Linked DNA regions of Homo sapiens: region 2 is linked to region 1. A link is a contact called in ENCODE Hi-C or POLR2A ChIA-PET data. All regions are on one chromosome and are shown on one strand. The core of a region is the stretch at or near the end of the contact, and the rest is flanking DNA. Distances in the headings are between cores, read along the strand shown.

Region 1 (7,614 bases), core at 1,337-3,836:
GAGGGCAACCAAGGGCACAGTAGTAGCATCTGGGTGGCTCGGTGACATTTATGAGGGACAGAGGATGGGATGGTATAAGGAGCACAAACAAAGGTCCTGATTTCACTACAGCCCTATCTTCTCTTTTCTGTGCCCTTGGGCATCACTTAAATTGATCCTCAGTCCCCTCTTCTGTAACGTTAGAGACAATCACAAGAGTGCACTTCACTGTTGTTTTGAGGCAAGGGCAATGGATGCCGAGTCCCCTAGTGACCTCTTCCACCAGAGAATAACAAATACAGGCAGACCTGGTGCTCTGCCTTCCTGCCTACTCTCCAGTCTCATCTCCTGCTCTTCCTTGGCTGGCGTTTTTTGCTCCCAGAATTCCATGCACTTTCAACTTTGGTATCTTTGCCTATGTCATGCCTTCTGCCTGGAATCCCTGCCCTTCTGGTTGCCTTGCCTTGGCCAAGAAAATTCCTGATCAATCTCAAGGGACCTAAAGAATAGGGAATCTTCTGAGCTCTGAGCTAGAAAGCCTGTTTCCCCTCTCCTGTCATCCCATCTTCCTCCTCCTGTCATCCCATCTTCCCCTCTGCAGTCATCCCATCTTCCCCCCTCCTGTCATCCCATCTTCCCCTCTCCTGTCATCCCATCTTCCCCCTTCCTGTCATCCCATCTTCCCCCTCTTCTGTCATCCCATCTTCCCCTCTCTTGTTATACCATGTTCCCCTCTCGTCATCTCTCTTTTTTTCTCTCTTTCTCTCCCCTTCTCTTTCCATTATGGCTGCCACTAGCTGCACATGGCAACTGAGCATTTGAAGTGTCGCTGGTACAACCGAGCACTGAATTTTTAATTCGAGTTTACTTCATTGAAGTTGAAATAGCCACATATGGCAAGCTCTTGCTTGCTCACTTCCTCGCTCTCTTGCACGCACACACACCCCACATGCTGTAGCTGGGCTACACACTCCTCTCCAACCCCATCCCTCTGAACATGTGTGCCCCTGAACTTACCTACAATCTAGTATTGAAGCAACCTCTTAATAAATCTACCATCCCATGAGAAAGCGAGCAATTAGAAAAGACACAGCCTGTGTTCCACTGTTTTGTTTTGTTTTTCATCTATGTCCCAGCATTCAGTACAGCATCCAGTACATAGTAACTTCTCAATGAATATTTCCCATCCATGAAACAGAAATTGTTCATCAGTCTACAGCCTATATCATGGGTCAGCAAACTACGGCCCACAGGCCAAATCCAGCCCACTGCCCACTTTTGCATGGCCCTCTAACTAAAAAGCGTTCTTTTATTTTAAAATGATTATATAAGTACCTCCCTAATAGCCTTAACTTTGCCTCTTGGCCTACAAAGCCTAGGATTTTTTTGCTTCCTGGCCCTTTAAGAAAAAGTTTGCCAATCTCTGGTCTGGATCCCAAGAACAGCTGCTAATAGGGCTTGGTGTAGCCTGTGGTTAGAGAAAGGGATAAATGAGGTCTGGGGAGGGGTGTGGAGAGAAGGGCCCACACCTGGGACAGTCCTAGCAAAGCTGAGCCCACAGGTACCTGGCTAAGTCTGCAAGAGCTGGTCCTCAGGGACACTGCCAGCCAGGGCAGCACAGACAGGCACACCTCGTGCTTCCTCCTCCCTCTTGAGCCATGGCAAATGGAAGATGGGATTTTCTGGATTGTGTTTTGTGGTTTGACTGCGTAAAGTAGCAGTTTCCATTCAAAACAAAGCCCCTAAGCATATTTTTAACAGCAATGGCAAGGTCTTCCAAAGAGACATGCATAGGGGCTTGGAAGCAATCTGGCAGGCAGGAAGCAGTCTGTCCTTCCCTTTCCTGCTAAAACATGAACCGAGGTTTCTAAGAACCAAAGCAAAGATTGCTCCAGGCCCTGACAACACCACATCAAGGTGAGCAACAAGATCCTGAAAGGTTACCCCATCTCTGTCCTATGCTCCTCAATACCCTCTATACCTGGCCTGTGTCTTCCTAATCTCCACCCCAGAAACAAATCGTCAATCATCTCTCCAAACATCACAAGCATCTGGGAATGTCTCCTGCCCCACTCACTTCCCTGCTGGGTTCACCCTTCCAAACAGAGAGGGGCTGAGCACACCCAATGTGCTAAATATTTCCCTGCTGCAGAATCTATTTTGCTGCTGCGGCTGCTGCTTGGCAGCAAAGAGACAGGAAGCTATTTAGATATATTATCTTCCTTTTCAGGAAGTTGAGAGGAACTTTTCTATTGCAGTTCACACAAACATTCCGTCTAATGGTCATTTAGTCATGCCGGCTCATTAGGTCACCAGTGAGGAATGCCCAGGCTGATTAAACATCATTCCAGCTTCTCTACTCGCTGCCCCGGGTCCCGGGGAGAAAACAGAGCTTCCATGGCCTGGTGGTGACCAAGACAAGGAGCCCATCCTGAAAGCCACAGGGGCTCACTGCCAACCTCACAGCCCCTCCCCAGCTCCCACACGGAGCACTTCTTACTTCTAAGGGGGCGCTGATGGCTTTATAAAGAAATGTGTATGGGACTGAGTAGGAAGGTGGGCCCCATGAATACCTCTGGTCAGATAATGCTGTCCTTTAAGGGAGATCAAAGCGGGCCCTTGGCAGAAGGCCCTGAGAATGCTGTTACCAAAAAATGCAAGACAGACCCATGATGAGGTCACAGAGATGAATTGATAGCTAGAACACAAGCTTGTGCAGAATGTAACAACTAACTATGAGTGAGTGGTGGTTATGCACTAGACATATTCCAAGTATTTTATGTGTATTCACTCATTTAAGGCTTGAACAACTCAACGAGGTAGGAATCATGAGGAAATTGGCCCAGAAAGTCAAATACGGTATTTCTGCTTAAGGTTGCACACACAGTGGATCTAGCCTGTGCTCTGCATTAGGACTTTCTGCAGTGATAGACATGTCCCATGGCTATGCTTTCCAGTGGGGTCACCACTGCTACATGTGGCTATTAAGTCCTTGAAAAGTCACTGGTGTAACTGAGGAAGTGAATTTTAAATTTTATTTAACTATATTTAAATTTACGTGGTGCATGTGGCTAGTTGTTACCATATTAGACCCCCTGGATCTAGGTGGTCTGGCTCCAGAATCCACACCCTTAAACCTTGGACTGTCCTGCCTTTTAAATCAACTAAGAGAATCAACTACTTACTGGGAGAATAATTAAACTCTAAAGGTGGAGTTTAGGTAGAGTTTCATCAATATCTTAAAGGACAAGAACATGTAAGAAATTAGACTAGGAAAGAGAGAGAAAAGCTAGCTTAAATTAAATGGTAGGCATTCAGGGCAGGTGTTTGGGAGGGTATATCTATAAAAGGAAGAAGGTAAAATACCAACATGGCTTGTCAAGAGAAGAAGTGGTTTCCTCTTGTCTAACCAATAAATTATATTGAGCTCCTACTACGTGACCTTACTAAGTCTTGCCCTCTAGAGTCATGTGGCCTGGGTGGGAAGCCAGGTATGATCCCCTAAACAATGCCAGGCTGCATGGGCCAGGGCAGATGGCAGGACTAAAGTCTGTTTATTCTGTTGGTATTCCAGTTAGCCGTTCATCTGTAAAGACAGGAGTGATCAAGGAAGTCTTCATGGAAGAGAAGGCATTTAAGCTGGAATTTGAAAGAAATGGCTTGAATTAGAAAAGTGGGACAGTGGAAAGGATGACTGCAATGACATACTTGGAAGGAAACATGAACTGTTCTTGGTGACTCTTAGAGACTGACATACGGAGAGTAATCAAAAATGACTTTACATGTTTTGGCTTGGATAAAAATAGTAGTTCTTGGGGCAAACACAGGAACTTTAGGGGGTGGTAGGAGATAGTTTCAGAAATTATGACTTTGGTTTTGGGCGTGTGGATTCTGAGGTGACGGATTGTGGAAATCTTGGATTAATATCCACTTTTCAGTTTAGATGGGAGGAGGATGGATTAGAAGGCTGCCCGAGATCACCTCCATTCCTGGCACTCAGAGGAGCTGCGTTTACTCTAAAGCAGAGAAATTAGGCCAAGGCAGAATGAAGAGGAGCCACAGGACTCCAGAGAGGTTCACGTCACCACCCCACAGGGGACAAACGCATACCTTGTTTTCTGAGTTGACAGACATCCGGTTACTTCATCTTGGAAGTTACATTCATCTGCCCTTTGGAACATCCTGCCCAATGACCGATTTTTTAAAATAGCTTCTTTTCCCTGATTATATTTGTAATACCTACTCACTGCAAAACATTTGAGAAAGCTCAAAAACAGAAATAAGGAAATGCAATCACAAAGACACACACACACACCCACACACAGAGACATATATGTATATATAGAGAGAGACATGCACGTACACACAGACCCGCACATGTATGTGTATGTTTGTGTATAGTGTATATAGTTTTCATCCATTTTAGCTGGTATTTAAAAATGCACTTTTAGCTGACAAAATCTGTAAGAATAAACAAGAAGATAACAATAGCCAACATTTATTGAGTTGTTAGTATGTTGTAGACATAGGGAAAAAATATACACCAATCTCTGCACACACATTTTAAAACAATCTGTTCCTAAAATGCATCTATTGGCTCTCTCCTTATTACCCAACATTCTTCAACACTCAGGTACGTGCGGGTACCTGTTTAACATCTCTTTTTGCCATGTGCTTATTTTCCTTCTAACTAGAAAGCTGTAGTTTCAGAATCACCTGTAACAGCCTCAGAGGCAGCCTATGAGAGGCCAAGAAGAGACAGAGTTGGGGGTTGACACATCATTAGGGATCCAAAAAAGCAGAATCCCTGCCAGGAGTCCCCGCCAATATTCTAAACCTCAAACCTTGAATTGCTGAATCTAAAGAATGCCCTGGACAAGAAAATCAACATTAAACACACCTAGAGAAATACAATAAATAGACACATATGAACAGTGCAAGCAGAGAGATTGAGTGCCTCTGGAAAGAGACAAGAGTGGGGAAGGCGTGCAAGGAGGTAGGACAGGACCCGGGGGAATTTGTGAGCTGCTGTCTTTAACCTGTCCCAGGGAAATAAGAATTGAAATATTCCCTAGTGAATATGATTGGCATATGCAGTTCATCCACAGATCATGGAAACACACCCAGATACAGACACACACCACATACAACCTCGATGGGCAATGCTTCCCTCCCACCTTGGTCTCCTGGGGATACCAACTAAGAGACTGGTGCTTCATTCTTGGAGACAGCCACAGTCTTTGTTTCTGGAGGTGGGTGGATCCTCATCTGGTTCATTTTTTCAAGAAACTGCCTGCTCCCTGAGAAAAGCTTGCTGGGGAGAGAGTTGTCTCACTGGATACGTCTGCGGAGGGGAAGAGAAGGGATGGCCTTTCCTCCAAAGATAACACAGCAGCCCCTGACCTCCTGCGAGTCTCCCTCCAAAACCTTCCTAATGAGCTGTCTCTGGGAGGGGGTGGATATTTTCCACACTATCTTGGCCTCTCCTTGGGTTTTTTTTTGAATCTTCACTTTTCCATGCCATAAACACCGTTTGCCATGACCTCTCCCTCACTGCCATCTCGGACAGCTTCTCATGCGTGAAACATATTTTTGTTCATTACTTTGTTGTCCACGACCTTCCTTCCCAACCGTCCAGCCCGGGTCTCCCTGCACCCTTCACCCCCACGTCACACATATAATGAATTGCTATTCCTTCAGACAACGGGGTGGAAAACTGTGGTCTCCAAGGCAACGGGGTATCCTGGGGTGGGGTGCTGGGGAGGGGGGCCTTGCCCGGCCAGGAAAGGACTGGAAGTAAAGGGGGGTGGGGAGGCACAAGCCGAGATGATATCATTCCTGAAGCCTGCAAGCAGCCAATCCGCTGGTGAGGATATGATGTCATCTCCCCCGCCCCCGCCCCTCTTAGCCTAGGTAGCCCCACTGAGAATTCTAGACAAGTATTGAACTGAAGTTGTATTACTGTGAGAGAAAGGGGGCGGGGGATGGCGATGGGAGAGAGAAAGAGATCTACGGACCCTCTGGATGGCCGGAGCAGACACTACAGTCTTCACCAGAGGCAGCCCCATAAAAATGTCATCGTCTCGGGCTCTCCCCGCATTACAACACAATGATTTCTTTGGGGAGGAGAAAAAAAAACTAAGATTTATTTTGCAACCACACCTCCGCCTCCCTTGGAAGAGAAATACTGACCAACAACAAGTTGTGAATGAAATGTCTGCAGATCGGCCCCCCTCGCCCAGCCTGAGAACTTTCCAGACGGAAAGGCGCACACGTGCACACAGCACCAGCTGAGCCGATTTGTGCTGCTCTCAGCAGCCACCGGGGATGGAGGAACCGCTCAAGGATCTCCAGAGTGCGAGCCTGGTTCGGGACAAAGTTGCCCAACCTAGTGGTGTGAGCCACGTAAGGAGCTGGGGAGAGGGGAGTCTGTCCCCAAGACAATGACAGCATCTAGGGCTCAGTGCCAGGCTCCCGGGAGAAGCAAACAAGCCATGGCTTTAGGGAGGGGTGCAGGCTCATTAGAGAGCCCACTGAAGTGTTACCACCATGCAGAGAGGAGGGGTGAGAGGGCACGGCTCTCCTCTGCCAGTTTTTTTCTCTTGGGACGGGGAAGCAGTGCTGCTTGGAAAATAGCAAACTCAAACCTTCCCCCCAAATGCCAGAAATGTTCCCGGGAGTCCAGGCCACAAGGACAGTGTGTGCAATGGCTTGGACCAGGCCAGAGCTGTTCTCCCTCCCCTTAAACTATGCATAAAAAGGAGGTTCCCCCACATGCTCCTCCTGGGATCTTTCTGGGGTTATCCCACATGAACCCGCTTAGATTGCCTTTGAGGAAACAGAGAAGTGAAGATCCCCCATCCACTCCCCATTTTGGAAAAGTGGACATCAAGGCCCAGAGAAGGGACAGGACCAGCCCAATGACCAACAGAGTCACCAGTGACTCTGGGGCTATGCCTAGGACTCTGTCTCCAGTCTACTGTTCATTCCCAAGGACAAGCCCACAACACAGTAGCAGCACCTGCAGATGGAAAGCCTTCGATCTCAATGTCACCTGTTTGCCGCTTTCTGCATAAGTAATGTCATTGTTGGAATGAGTTTATGATGGTCTCCATCCCCATTTCTATGAGCTGTGAGCAAGACATCTGCTGCATAGCTCACGTGTGTTCAGGCCTCCCTGGACCAGCAGCTCTGACTCACACACGCACAGAACGGTAAGGCACAGCCTCACTCCCTAAGGGCCCGAGATCCAGGAAGGGGGACAAAACAGGGGTCATGTAAACATGTGTGAATTGCATACACGAGTAGGATGGATGAGGGCTGGGTTTGCTCAAAAAAAAGAGGTGCAACTCTGACTTTTAATAAATAGTTACTGGCGTCCTACTCTCTGCCAGGTGCTGAAATACAAACATGACTAGGTCTGAGTTCTACCCTCGTGGCATTTATATCAAGAGAAGGAGACTGAGGCTGTAAACTTAAATCTTCCCTATGGAAGCCCCAGGAAGGCAGGGGCTTGGTTGTATGGAGGCTGTATGAACCCGGCACCTAGCATAGCGCCTGCTATACAGTAAACACACGATATGTTGGATGACCAAACAGAAGCAGTGCCTGGAAGGATGTTTCTAACTCTAGAGG
Region 2 (7,614 bases), core at 1,617-4,116, 35 kb after region 1:
AAGAAAACAATTACCATTCAAACTGATTCATACGATTAGGGAAAGCACAGGGTAAAACTGTAAACCCAGAGGGGGAAAAAAAGTAAAAGACACATAAAATCCAGCCTGGGTTTATATGTGTTTAACTCGTATAGCCCATCCACTCCTTCCACCCACAGCCATTCCTGCCCTCCTGAGTTCTAGCCAAACTAAGACCCCTCCGATCCACACATTAGAAAGGAGGTGATGTGGGAACAGAATCTTAAAACCTGGCTCACATCCTGTGTCCAACCGGGGCTCTGCTGGGTCAGTTTGGGTCAGCCCAAGGGACAGAAACTCTTGTCCAAGTTCATTAGGTGCAGTAGGAGTACTACAAGGCTCCTAGGAGTACTACAAGGGCCTCCAGAGACCCCATTCCCAAGTAAGTGGCTTTCTCCTGGGGCTGGGGGTGTGGGTAGGGGTGAAGGTTTCCCTAGAACCAGTGAGCAGGGAGAATTCTGATGAGAGTCTTCCTCACTGAAGGCAAGGTGATGGCTGGAAGGGTGAACCCCAGAGGCAGGCCGCTCGGGACACAGTGGCCTTCAGCGGGCAGGGGCATGAGGACAAGCAAGTAAGCCACCAAAGGGCAGCTCTCCAGGCCTGCAAAGAGCGAGATGCCGACTCGGCTTGGCGACCTTCCCAGGGGATGAGACAGTGCAAACCTCAAGGCCTGTGGTGTTATTCCAGACGCCAGGCTGAGCTTCCCTCCACCATCACATTAAGGCTCAGCTGTGCCCAGAGAATGTGTCTGCACACGGCGAAGGGCCACCTCCCAGCCCCAGCCAGCCACCCAGGAGCAACAGGCTTGACTTTCAACCTGATCCTGTGACTAAATGCAGGCCCAGGCCAGACTTCTCCCAGGGGAAGACCAGACATAACTTGGTCACTTGGCTCCAAAGGAGTCCTGTGGAATACGGTCTTATGAAAGAGGGTCTGTGATAACCGCCTGGGGGTGCGTGGATGCAAAGCACAGAATTTCTTGGTGGGAGCGGGAGGATCTGCAGGACATGAGACAATTTACTCCTTGCTTGTTACATGTGGCAGATGCTTTACCAGGTACTTCCCATGGTTTAGTTCAGATCCTCTGAATCACACTGAAAAGTATGATTTGTTCTCAGTTTTCAGATGGAGGAAACGAGACCTGGAGAGGCTCAGTCACCTGCCTAAGGCCACCCAGCCCAAGTGATAGCACTGAGTTCAGAGGCTGGTGTGTCTGACCCCAGCATCCCTGCTCTCCTGAGACATAATCTGGCCTGAATGAAAGCACCTCTTCCAACTTACTCCATTTCAATTAGATAGAAAAGCTTTTCCAGCCAGGAACAGTGGCTCATGCCTGTAATCCCAGCACTTTGGGAGGCCAAGGCAGGCAGATCACGAGGTCAAGAGATCGAGAACATCCTGGCCAACATGGTAAAACCCCATCTCTAGTAAAAATACAAAAATTAGCTGGGTGTGGTGGCACACACCTGTAGTCCCAGCTACTTGGGAGGCTGAGGCAGAAGAATTGCTTGAACCTGGGAGGTGAAGGTTGCAGTGAGCTGAGATAGTGCCACTGCACTCCAGTCTGGCAACACAGTGAGACTCTGTCTCAAAAAAAAAAAAAAGAAAGAAAAGAAAAGAAAAAGAAAAAAAAGGAAAGCTTTTCCAATTATCCTAGGGACAGAGCTTGAGAGAGGACAGGGACAGGAAGCTGAGAGCTGGGACAAGGCTCTTCAATGCAGTCAGTTCAGCTCAGCCATGGGACACCATGCTTGGGGTATGGGGAGGATGATGGAGGGCCCACAAGAAGAAGAAAGTGGTACCTGGAGAGTGGGCTCCTGATATGGTTTGGCTCTGTGTCCCCACCCAAATCTCATCTTGAGTTGTAATTTCCAGGTGTTGAGGGAGATACCTGGTTCAAGGTGATTGAATCACAGGGGTGGTTTCCCCTGTACTGTTCTTGTGATAGTGACTTCTTACAAGAGCTGATGGTTTTAAAAGGGGCTCTTCCCCCCTCACTCTCTTCTCTCTCCTGCTGCCATGTAAAGAAGGTCCTTGCTTCCCCTTCCGCCATGACTGTAAGTTTCCTGAGGCCTCCCCAGCCATGTGGAACGGTGAGTCAATTAAACCTCTTTCCTTTATAAATTACCCAGTCTCAGGTATTTCTTTATAGCAGTGTGAAAATAAACTAATACAGCTCCCTATCTCAGCCAGCTGTCTTCACCAGAACCTCCTTTCTGAGATGCAGAGAGGACCTCCCAGGGGGCAGGCACCTTTGTGCACCCAACTAAAGCCTCTGGCCCCCAGGTTCCATATCCCACATCCTGCCAGCTCCTGGGAGCCAGGCAGCAGCCTCTCCACCCCCCTTGGAGGTGGCTGGGAACACTGGTGCCTGGCTCAGGGAGGCTCCTGGAAGCCCTGGTTATGGCTCACTGCACTCAGCCGTCGGATTAAAGGGGCTCAGAGTGAGGACAGCCTGCACGGCTGGGCCTGCTGGGCTCCCCTGGAGCAAAGCCAGGCAGCCCTTCCTTCCTCTGGGCTGGCCGGTGGGGCACCAGGCAGCTTGAAGGAGCTGTGGACAGAAAACAGAAGCTGAGTTGGCCTCAACCTTTCCATCCAGCTGCCACATAGGGCAGGGCTCCTCGGGAGCTGGAGGTGGCCTTTCCCAGGGGTTGGAGCCCCTGGATGGGGTGTTCTGGCCCAGCCCACTGGGGTGTTGCCCTGCTTGGCGGACAGCGTCCCACCCGGGTCTTGTTTAGAGTGAATCACTTGGAAAGAGACCTGTAACTGTATCCTGCAGGAAATCACAGGCTGGAAGCCAGAAAGAAACCAGGTCAAGCTTCATGGAATCAGGCCACCAGGAAGAAAGGCAAGGAGCCCAACATTTATGGAGTGTCTTCTCCATGCTGGGCACACTCAGCAAATGCAATGTGGCCCTTGTCCAGGGAGGTCGGGCTGAACCTCGTTTTGCAAATGGACCAAGACGATAAGTGATTTGGGGGCGGTTTAAATAAGCAGCAGGTGGCATAGCTGGGATGCAAACCCAGGTGTGCCTCACTCAAAGATCGATCAGTACACCACCAGTCACACCCAAGTCCACCCATTAATAATGCGGAGGTGGCCTCTCCTCACCGGCACCCTCCTCCAAACCCCAACTTAGGAGCATAGCAGCAGAGAGCATGGAAGCTCTTGGAGGCCCCTCGCTATATAAGGTGGTGTAGTCTGGGGGTCAAAAGCATGCAACCCAGCTTTGAGTCCTGTCTCTGCACCTATGAGCTGTGTGACACTGGGCAAGTGTCTGAAATGAGGGATTCTGCATAATGTTTAGGAACATAGCAAGTGTTTCGCATATTTAGCTATTATTATTATCATCAGTATGGATATTGAATCTCAAAGACCCAGCTGGTGGCACCAGGCCTTCCCTTACCAAATCCCCTCCCTCTAAACCCCAACCAAGGAGCAGGTTTCCCAGCAGGTTGCAGATCCCTCAGGACAGCTCTGCAGAGGGAGTGAGACCAGCAAGAGAGGAGGGGCTCAGTGATTGAAAATAAACACTCCTCAGCAGACCACCCACTTCATCTCCCACCCCTCCCACTGTGAGCGGAGCAGCGGGGAGAGAACACAGATTCCTCCACCTAAGTTGAGTCAAGGCAAGCATGTTTCTCTTTTTCAGAGGAGAGGAGACCACGTGAAGTCAAACACAAGCACCCCAAACTACCTCCTTGCCCCATCTCTCAGGTGCAGCCCCACCTGATGCACCTGGGGAGGAGTTAAGAGCTGGGAAACAGATCATCACAGGCTGGGAAGCCAGAGGTGGGCACGGAGCACACAGAGGGGTTCTCCATGCAAAGACACATGCACACTCCTGTCCAATGGCTCCTCAGCTCAAATGCCCTGGCCTGTGGGTGAACCACGCCACCATCTGAACTTCCCCCCAGGACAGGGCCCACATGGCCTGGGGGACTCTAAAAAAGAACTTGGCATCAGATCCTCTTCAGGTCCCTAGAGACTGGACCCTTCTTATAGCTCCTGCCTGCGTCGCACCCAGACCATCTTGGGATGTTGAAAGTCCACTGTATTTGGAAAGACAACAGCACCTTTTCCTCTTTAATCCCCCACTGGCCTCGGTCAGAATGCAGAGTTTTTGCAGGTCTCTCAGTTTTTGTTTTGTTTTTGTTTTTGTTTTGAGATGGAGTCTTGCTCTGTCGCCCAGGCCAAAGTGCAGAGGTGCGATCTCGGCTCACTGCAATCTCTGCCTCCCAGGTTCGAGCAATTCTCCTGCCTCAGCCTCCCGAGTAGCTGGGATTACAGGCACGAATCACCACACCTGGCTTATTTTTGTATTTTTAGTAGAGACAGGGTTTCACCATGTTGGCCAGGCTGGTCTCGAACTCCTGACTTCAGGTGATCCGCCTACCTTGGCCTCCTAAAGTGCTGGGATTACAGGCGTGAGCCACCGTGCCCAGCTAGGTATCTCAGTTTTAATACTGAACCCACTCTCCCTCCATGGAAGCGTCTGTCTGCGTACTCTGAAGACCCCATGTTGCAGCCATGATTCCTGCCCCCTCTTAGATGTTCGTAACACGGTGGTCTCGGAACACCCCCTCTCCAGCAGCTCCCAACCAACACCCATGGGTGCCATCCAGGCAGCAAGCTCCACTCAAGCTGGGGCTCACCAGAACGAGTTTGCATCCAATTCTCAAGCCTCAACTCTTCAGCTTTGTTTCCACCCTTCACCACTCCCCACAGCATGCAAATAATACCGCATTTTATATGGAAAACACTAAAATAAGATCACACCTTTTAAAAGATATTTCCACCTCGCAGCCTGAAATCAGACTTCACCTTTCTCCCATTCCTCACAACCACCAGGCCAGCCCCCTCCCCTCACACACGCGCATGCACACACACACACGCACTCACACACTCACACACACCCGTTTCACTACCAGACTTCCCTAAGCCACTTTAATTGAAAAGGCATGATTTAGACTAATTGACAGCAGATGGGTTCGGTTGCAAAATGCAGAGAAGCATTTGTTGAACATGATTTACAGCAACGAGGCAAAACTTTCTCCTTTTTATATCTTTCTCTGAGCTCCATGGCCAGAACAGCTCAGCAGAAATGAGAGGAGAAAAAAAAGTAATTAGTGTTTAATTTTTTAACAATTTTTAACTCCCTTTTTAATTGCTTTACATAAACCTGTCCTAGAATTTTACAGCCTTCAAATCTCTGTCTAAGTCTGGTCCTTGTTTCTGGTTTTAATTACAGGGAGGCTTGTCTGGCACATTAAATTAGAAGAAAAAAAAAAGCACACACAATTTCAGAACTATTTTGCTGTTGGACTCTCGACTGAACATCTAATATTTCAGCGTGCGAATGGGAAGGCACTGCCCGGGAGGGCTTTGGTAGGAGCAGACGTGGACCCAAGGGCTTCTGCAGCATTGTTGCATCGACCCAAAACTGTCTCTTAATGTTACGAGGAGGGAAAGAGCAGTCAGGATACAGTATCTGATGGGCCGTAGTGGCCCCTGGATGCTCAGCACTGCTTTGAATGCAGCTAGTTTCCTAGAACGGCTGTGTGCAGACTTTTGCAGGCTTTGGTCAGGCTGTAAGCTCTTATTTTTAAGCCAGGCCATCGATCTCATGCTCACTTCTCAGCAGTCCCTTTTAAGCAGGATAGTAACCAGAAAGAAGCACTGTGTGGAGAATACCAAGCGGATGGGTCTCCCCAGTGCAGGGTTCGTACGAGGGGAGAGTCAGGGCAGCAGATTCAGGGCACACGATGGAGGACCAGGTGGCCATCTGCATCTGAGTCTGCATCTTCCTTGCAGGGAGAGAGGGCTTGCACCTGGACTTGTATGAACCAATGGAATCTTCTGTGCTGTCCAACATGGTAGCCACCAGCATATATGTGGCTATTTAAATGTACATGAATGAATATTCAATACAATTTTGAATTATCTTGCTCGGTTGCATGAGCCACATTTCAACAGCTCAATAGCCTCAGGAGGCTAGTGGCGACGTAACATATCCAATAGCACAGATATGAGACATTTCCATCACCAAGGAAAGTTCTATTGGACAGGGATGCCCTAGACCCTTGCTATTGAAAGTGTGTTCTGTGGCTAGGCCCTCTGCATCCCCCAGGAGCTGGTTAGAAATGCAAGATCACAGGCCTCACCCAGGCTTACTGACTCAGAATCTGCATGGTAACAAGACCCCCAGTGATCCAAGTACACATTATAGCGTATGTCCCGCTAGCTCGTGAGGATGAAAGTCTCAGAAGCTCCCCCACCCCGTAGCCTAGAATAACCTTTCCAACTTGCAGATTGCATATGACCCTCTGGGTTGGGGATTATGGTCAATTTCTCCTTTTTCAGCTTGTTTGTGTCTTCTGGATTTCTGCAGTTACCTTTACTTCCTCAAAAAAGAAAGCCTGGCCAGGCAGAGTGGCTCATGCCTGTAATCCCAGCACTTTGGGAGGCCAAGGCAGGAGGATCCTTGAAGGCCAGGAGTTCGAGACCAGCCTGGGAAACATAGCAAGAACCCCCTTCTCGCCAAAAAAGAGTTTTGAAAACTAGCCAGGTGTGGTGGTGTGTGCCTGTTGTCCCAGCTACTCGGGAGACTGAGGCAGGAGGATCATCACTTGAGCCCAGGAGGTTGAGGCTGCAGTCAACTATAATCGTGCCACTGCACTCCAGCCTGGGGAACGAAGCAAGACCTTGAAAAGAGAGAAAGAGAGAGGAAGGAAGGAAGGAAGGAAGGAAGGAAGGAAGGAAGGAAGGAAGGAAAGAAGGAAAGAAAGGGAGGGAGGGAAGCCAGCCTAAGAAAGTTATTTTACTAATACCATGGTTTTGTAAAACTTTGTTCTACCGGTAATACAAACTCCCTGTCTGCAGTCAATGCAAGGGCTGGCATCCATGCCACGGACACAGGAACCTGCTGGAAGCCGGCAGGGGAAGAAAGGTCACATCCCTGAAGCAGCAGCTGCCTGGGGCCTGGAGCAGGGCAACGGGGCGTGGATTCTCTTAAAGGTGAGTGTGCAGGCAGGGGGAGGGCGGAAAGATGGGGGCAAGGGGTGGTGTGTCATAAAATGTCCTGAGGACATAAACTTTGCAGGGCCCAGCCCCCCACTCGCTGCTTGCGTTCATTAGCACGGAGGCCGCAGACCCCCTCGGCAGACCCTGCCTATGCCTGCCCTGGGCTCCTGGAGGACTCCTGCTGGGGGCCGGAGGGCTGCCTGGCGCCGCTGGGCGAGCAACTTCAGGGATGGAGCCAGGCCAGCGCCGGCTCCCCACACATGGTCATTACCTCCCGAAAACCCAGGAGTTATTACAATTAAAACACGTTGCAGGGGGGAGTGAGGGCTGGGGGAGGTCCCTTTAGGAAGGAACACTGGGATTAGAAGAAATTAGAGCAGTTGTCTTGGCAACGCAGCCAGGCTGGGCCTACCCTGTGATTATTTCAATGGGAACAGCAGGATGGGGGCTGAGTGGGGCTGGGATAGGGGGTGCTGGAGACCCATGTACCCAGCTGCATGGGTGAGAGCTGTGCTCTGCTCTCAGAATGGGACTCAGCAGCCAGGGAAAACGCTCCCCAGGGTGATTCCTGCC

Evidence for each region. Hi-C counts contacts between places; a loop is a spot of excess contacts on that map. ChIA-PET counts read pairs that join two places held with the same protein, here RNA polymerase II (POLR2A). Pooled maps may share reads with other maps.
Region 2: a map of heart right ventricle shows a loop between it and region 1 (3-fold over the local background). The contact joins two enhancer-like sites. A Hi-C loop is called at or near these places in 4 of 168 maps with a recorded cell type or tissue (IMR-90, MCF 10A, PC-9 and 1 more) and 2 of 50 pooled maps. POLR2A ChIA-PET finds 5 or more read pairs at or near these places in 7 of 52 experiments (AG04449, AG04450, BJ and 4 more).

What each region holds. Positions count from the first base shown.
Region 1 is chr17:72,336,950-72,344,563 of GRCh38, forward strand. It overlaps LINC02003 (long intergenic non-protein coding RNA 2003), which reads left to right and starts at 5,862. Exons shown (of 4, transcript NR_135222.1): 1 at 5,862-7,193. Within about 2 kb of position 2,587, at least 14 of the 41 ENCODE cell types and tissues checked have a DNase peak (open chromatin) inside an H3K27ac peak, as active enhancers do.
Region 2 is chr17:72,371,670-72,379,283 of GRCh38, forward strand. No RefSeq gene overlaps it. Among named protein-coding and RNA genes, the nearest start is that of LINC02003, 33 kb to the left of the region's middle. RefSeq lists an enhancer at 7,184-7,614. Within about 2 kb of position 2,867, at least 2 of the 41 ENCODE cell types and tissues checked have a DNase peak (open chromatin) inside an H3K27ac peak, as active enhancers do.